2 separate regions of the Mus musculus genome follow, and region 2 is linked to region 1. Evidence: chromatin loops called from intact Hi-C (ENCODE). Cell type or tissue: heart. All regions are shown on one strand. Each heading gives the region's core, and the rest is flanking DNA. Links, peaks and the distances in the headings are about the cores only. Region 1 overlaps Msi2 (musashi RNA-binding protein 2). Region 2 overlaps Msi2 (musashi RNA-binding protein 2).

Region 1 (2,912 bases), core at 192-2,691:
GTAGGAATAGGAAAACCAGGCCTATTCTAGAAAAGACTAGGCCACAAAGACCAATGAGAAGAGTTAGTGAGACCAAAAGCCAGTATTGAGAATCCTCAGGGGTTTTGGGGAACCCAGTGAAATACTCTCTTTACATCTCAGATCCCTAATGCCACCCCAAGCCTCAAAACTCCATCCTCCAACAAACAGCTGGAGATGCAGCTCTAATCTCAGCTCACTCTAACTCCCCTCACGGTCAGTTCCCCTAGCCCTCAGTGGCCAGGATGCCAGGTCACACCAGCAGGCTCCGGCTCCCATCCCTTCCACCCCTCCGGCACTTTGTCATCTGCCTCCTTTTCTCATCCAGCACAAACTGTTTGGTTAGCAGGCTGGGGTTTGTCTGGTTTGTTTGGCGAAGCATCCTTAGTGCCCAGAAGGCCACTTGGCACTCTAGCTGTTCAATGACTCTTTGAACAAATGAAAGAATCAACAAATAGATAGCAAAGAGGGCGAGGAGTCACTCCCTCAAAAGGATCACACGGCTGAGTCCCAGTTTGTTTTTTGTTTTTTTGTTTTTTTTTTAAAGAAAACAAATTTGCGATTTAGTGACGGGAAGAAGGCATAATACAACAAACAGGTTGGCCCCCTGCCCGAGGCCAAAAAGCCAGACTGCTTCACACCAAAACCTAGATAGGAGCCTTCCTGCTCTGAGGAGCATGCAGTACTTCCCACCCAGGCATTCTGGAACCTCACACTGGCCCTTATCACACTGCTGGCTCAATATGAGAATTCAAAAACCCAGTGACCTAAGAGTTGGCCTTGAATATAACAGAGACGTCAGCAGTAATCTGTCTATCTCCCTTTGGTTTGGAGACAGATAGAGCTCTGAAAGTACAGGCATCAGAGGCCTGTGGCCTTTTCTTTTCTGACTGGGGGAGGGAGGAGGGAGAGTAACATTTGGCAAAGCATCTGAAAGGCTTCAAGTCCTGTAATTTGAAACAAACCAGAAGAATTAAGGAACAAATAAAAGCCCCTCCCCCCTTTTTTTAAACCAGACATCGAACTTGTCCTTGTGTCCTGGAGAAAACAAATATCTTGGAGATTTGTGCACAAGTCAACTGGGCACAGAGGTTTCTAGAATCTGGGCCATACTAGGCATGATCCCTTCAATGTGGTACCTCTCACAAGTCATTGATCTCCTTTGCCAACCATCCCAGAGCCAAGAAAGGGTACTCTCATGGACTGTGTGCTCAGGACCTCATCCAGCAGGGCCACTCTGCTTCCATGTGCCTAGCTCAGCTCAGCCTTTGCTGCAAGGCTATAAAGCCAGGGATTAGCAAATGTCTCCAAAACTTCCCTAGGTGGGCAGGTCCTCACAGGACCAGGCAGGCAGGAGCTCTTGGGCCCTGCTCTCTAAATCTGCTCTAAGCTGCCAAAGACAGCATCCTTGCAGAGAGAGAAGACAGAACAGCTGTGTGCCCCCTCTACAGTCCAGGCAGCTTCAGGAAAGGCTGGGGAGGCCACTGGACCGGGGCCATGACAGCCTCTTGAGTCAGGCATTCCACTATTCCTTACAATAGTCACACATTCCTAACCTTCCTGCCAGGAATCTCCCAGGAGAGAAAGGCACACTGAGTCCCCATCTATGAAGAGAGAACATCCTCTGAGAGCCCATGGGTCTCTGGGAGCTATGCCTGTTGCCAACCTATCAACTTCCAACACAAAGAGCAGGGCCCCGATGGGGGCCTCTTCAGTGAGTCTACGCCACTGGGTGGGATGTGGATCTGCAGAGAGGCCGGAGCCCATTCAGAGCACCCAGGAGACTTTACTGGAATATGTACAGCTTCTGCAGAGCCTGGAGTAGGGTCCCAAGCTCATGCTTCCTGCAGCTGTCTATGTCACTTGGCTTGCAGGAGAGGGAGGGGGCACAGGAATGGGAGGGATGGGCTTTGGTTAACTAGTCTCTGCTGTTTGATCAAGGCCTTGTCGAGAACAGCACGGGGCGTCAAAAGGAAACCCGTTTCTGATCAGCAGAGTCAAGCACAGGAACAGGCGGGCTCATTGGCAGTCGGCTATAGGAGGAACTGCCAGACACAGAATCCATTAACAGGCAGTTGTGTCAAGAGAGAGGCCTGCTTGTCAAGAGACTCCTTCTGTGGGGGCCCACCTGCTGTGTTGAGCTCTCCAGAGGACAGATAAACAGCTTCCCACTCTGCCCCAAACACACACACACACACACACACACACACACACACACACACACACACACACACACACACACACACAGCTCAGGATACAGACCTCTGAACTAAGCAAGAACAGAGGCTAGAATTCTCTCCATGTCCTTCTGTGCCTTTTCAAAGCTAAGGCTGTTTGAATTCCTCTGCCCTTACTCAAGAGCAAAGCCCCCAAACCAAAGACCCACTAAACTAGGGGCAGAGGGCCACATAGAATAGGACTTCAGAAAAGGAAGAACCCTGGTCACATTTTAAATGGGAAGTAGGGAGGGAAGACAGAGTTACTAATGAGGCTCTGCGGGGCAGGTGGGGTTCAGGGGTTTTATATGGCCTTCAGGGGTGCCAATGCAAATGTTTCTGTGTGGTCCCTGATGAGTTGCTGGTCCCCTCTGAGTCCCTATTTTCCTTCTTGAAAATCAGAAGCCTGTCTCAGGGTTCAATCAGACAGATGACAAATCTGAAAAGCTATGTTCAGTGTGCTGGCTCTCTGGCCCCAGGTATTACCGAGGTCCTGGGGTAAGGCTGTAAGATTCTGGGAATCTAGGTCCCTAAATCACTGCATGGGAGAAAGGCCAACCAGGAGCTTCCACTTGGAATGGTCACGTGAGCAAGAAGTAAACTTCTATTGTGTTAGAGCAGTGGTTTCTCAAGCTGCCTCATGCTGCGAGCCTTTAATACAGTTCCTCATGTTGTGAT
Region 2 (2,912 bases), core at 223-2,722, 50 kb before region 1:
GCCACACCCCCAACGACCCCGCCGCGACCCCAGAATAATAAATCAAAAATTTTAGAAAGAGGTAGGAAAATACTACAGCCATAATTCTGGCAGGGCCAACAGACAGGTTTTGCTCTAGACCCCATAGGTAGGCACAAATAAAACATCCTGTCATGTTATAATAAATGTCACAGCCAGCTGAGGTATTGCTCATTCTTATCAGGGTTTCAGGCACCCACCCAGTAGCCCTTCTCCCAGACCTGGCCTCCTTGCCAAACACATACACCCTCATACACACTCAGAGGCATGCATATATACATATACATACACATATATTCACATATATATGTACACACACACATACATATATATATAATTTGTAAAGTTTGATTATTTTATGAATATGAGAATTTTGCCTTTATGAATATCTGTGCACCACAGGTGCTAATCCTTGAGGAGGTGGTGAGCCTCTATGTGGGTACTGGGGATTGAACCCAGGTCCTTTGCAACAATTGCTCTTAACCACTGAGTCAACTCTTCAGCCCCCAAGCACCCTCCTTAAATACCAAGTCACACTGAAAAAGCTTGTGAAGCCCAACTCTGCCCTCCCACCAGGTAAATAAAATCAATTCTAGAATCTTAGAAGGAGAGACACGCCCATATTACCATTTGCCTGGCATCATATACTAACAAACTGCTGCTTTTATTGCTATTTATTTTTAAATGGGATTTATATATGTTGCCCAGGCTAGAGTACTGGAGTTCATTACTATAGGCTGAAAGATCGGTAATATCATTTATGCCTCTGCAAATTTCTTTTTACATGCCTCTGTTTTTGTTTTTTTTTTGTTTTTGACAAATAGGCATCAATAAACAAATAATTACAGTACTACCCTTAATCATCTTTTTATGGTGTATAGAAAAGAGTCAATCTGCGCTAGGGAGGTCAATTTCAAAAGTGAGCATCTGGCAGGTTTTCAAGACATTAAGTACTGTTTTGTTTTTCATTTTTTTTCCCCTCCTCAGAAAAGCATTACCTTCTTCTATCATGGCTTCAGCTACATTTTCCTGGCACCATTCTAATAAATAAACTGCTTACACAAATCACCAAGACCTTAAACTTGGGCCCACCACTTTTGAGGTGGAGACTGAGCAGGCTTTGAGAGAAGAGCCAAGGTCTAGGTCCAACAACCTAGAGGTGAGCCTGCTGAATGCTTCAGCCTCTGGCAGGATCTGCGCACACTGGGCCTCTCCAGTGCTATACAGTATGTAGCCCAGGGAAAGGACCTCTCAGTTCCAAGGCCGGGATGGTGGCTGGTGCCAAGGAAGGGTCATTGTGGTGGGGCAGTGGCTGTTTGGAGCTGTTGTTTCTCTCCTAAGTCAGTAGCACTGCCCTTAGTAAGTGACTGACGCTTTTTGGGAGGAGCTGTCCGTCACTCTAATCTCTGTTTTGCTCTCTCAGTATCCAGCTCCCTTGCCTCTGGCAATGGTCCACAGCCAACAGGCCTGCTGGGTAATGGCAGCCACAGGGATGCCAGGGCCAGAGACTATCCCTCTCTAATCAATCCTTCTGGCTTCAAAGATACCCCATTCATTTCCCACAGGTACCCCCAACTGTCCAGCTCTTCCCCCTGGAGGGATCCAGGAGTTCAGAGTTCAGGAGCCCAGGGTCTGAGGTCACAGGAAGGATCTGACACGTTTTCCTCATGACCAGAGGTTCTGCTCCCTTGGGGAGAGGTGAGTGTAGACAGAATTGACTTCAGCAGCCCGCGTGCCTACGTTCCATATCCTCTACGGGGCTGAGCTGTGGAGAGTGGCAATAGCTGAGCTACCCTTCTCTCCCTCCCGCCAGCAAAAGAGCAAATTGGAAGGACACCTTCTCCTACCTTCCCTACTTCTCCCTCAGGTGCCCACTCCCTCCAGCCCTGCCCTGGGATCAATATCTAATGCTGGCTTCAAGATCTTATCTGCCATTTGCAAGGATAAAGCAACGACTCACCCCACCCCCATCCCTGATGATTAAACCTTTGATGATCTGCCCAGTATTTTCCAGGCTACCTCTAACAAGCTTTAGAGAGCAAATGAAATGACTCTGAGAAAATTGGAAAGGCATCATTCTCTCTCTCCTCAGGGACATAGATCGTCTCACAGAAGAACATGGATGAAATGACAGGCAGGAACAAGAATGGCTCCCAGCTTCTACCAGGAGCTCTCCCCCATCCCCAAACTTCGTGTGACTTAGTTTTCCCCTCTGAAAATGAGGAGCGACAGGGACAACAAGAAGGGGTGGTGTAGTTAGAACAAACTGTGAGGAAGCAGTCTAGAACCTCGTTGAGTCTCCTGTTTGCAGACCTGCCGGGTACCAGGCCTGTCTGCAGAGTGGCTGGGAGCTTGGGCTGCAGGTCACACAGGGAGAGCTGATGTCTTAAGTCCCGCTTCCTCTTGGGTGCATCCCTGGGCAGCCCGGTTCGTCTCTATTTGCCACGTGCAGCCCCTGTGCTGGCACCAATGCCTGCAGAGCACTGCCTGTTTCTGCTGTGATGGTGAACACAGCCTGTTCAGATAACCATGAATCTCTGACAGCAGAAGTCAGGGTAGGTGTTGAGACAGGCTGTCCATGCCCACCTTCAGAAATGAAGGACATCCTCTATGTCCTGCCTCCCTGGCTGCTGGGAGCACCCCAAGATATCCTATGGTATTCCCTGCTCAAGTTTCTTCAGCAGAAGGAACCCCAGGATCACACTAACTTCCTAAAGGGAATACACTCGTTGATGGCGCTTGTGGATGCAGAGATGACCCCTCATCCTATTTTGTGCGTAGATAGACTGCCTCATTTCTGATGTCATCAGAGGTCAGAATCTTCCTCTAGCCACCCATAGTCAAGGTCCCTTCCTAATAACCCTCTGTAGCCTACTCCTAGTAGAGTTGATTCC

What was found. Peaks named below come from ENCODE experiments on the same cell type or tissue, not always from the same donor. Only the 100,000 strongest peaks of a DNase experiment are listed, where the experiment ranks them.
Region 2: a loop joins it to region 1, with 2.0 times the contacts of the local background. A loop is called at or near these places in 4 of 42 quality-filtered maps.

The regions. Positions count from the first base shown.
Region 1 is chr11:88,523,357-88,526,268 of GRCm38, forward strand. The region is part of intron 6 of Msi2 (musashi RNA-binding protein 2); the gene reads right to left. Among named protein-coding and RNA genes, the nearest start is that of 0610039H22Rik, 94 kb to the right of the region's middle. In heart, for the core only: a CTCF peak has its summit at 1,468; DNase peaks (open chromatin) are centred at 355, 775, 1,495 and 1,995; H3K4me3 peaks cover 671 bases; H3K27ac peaks cover 2,500 bases.
Region 2 is chr11:88,473,816-88,476,727 of GRCm38, forward strand. The region is part of intron 7 of Msi2 (musashi RNA-binding protein 2); the gene reads right to left. Among named protein-coding and RNA genes, the nearest start is that of Mir378b, 120 kb to the left of the region's middle. In heart, for the core only: a CTCF peak has its summit at 1,469; a DNase peak (open chromatin) is centred at 1,446; H3K27ac peaks cover 926 bases.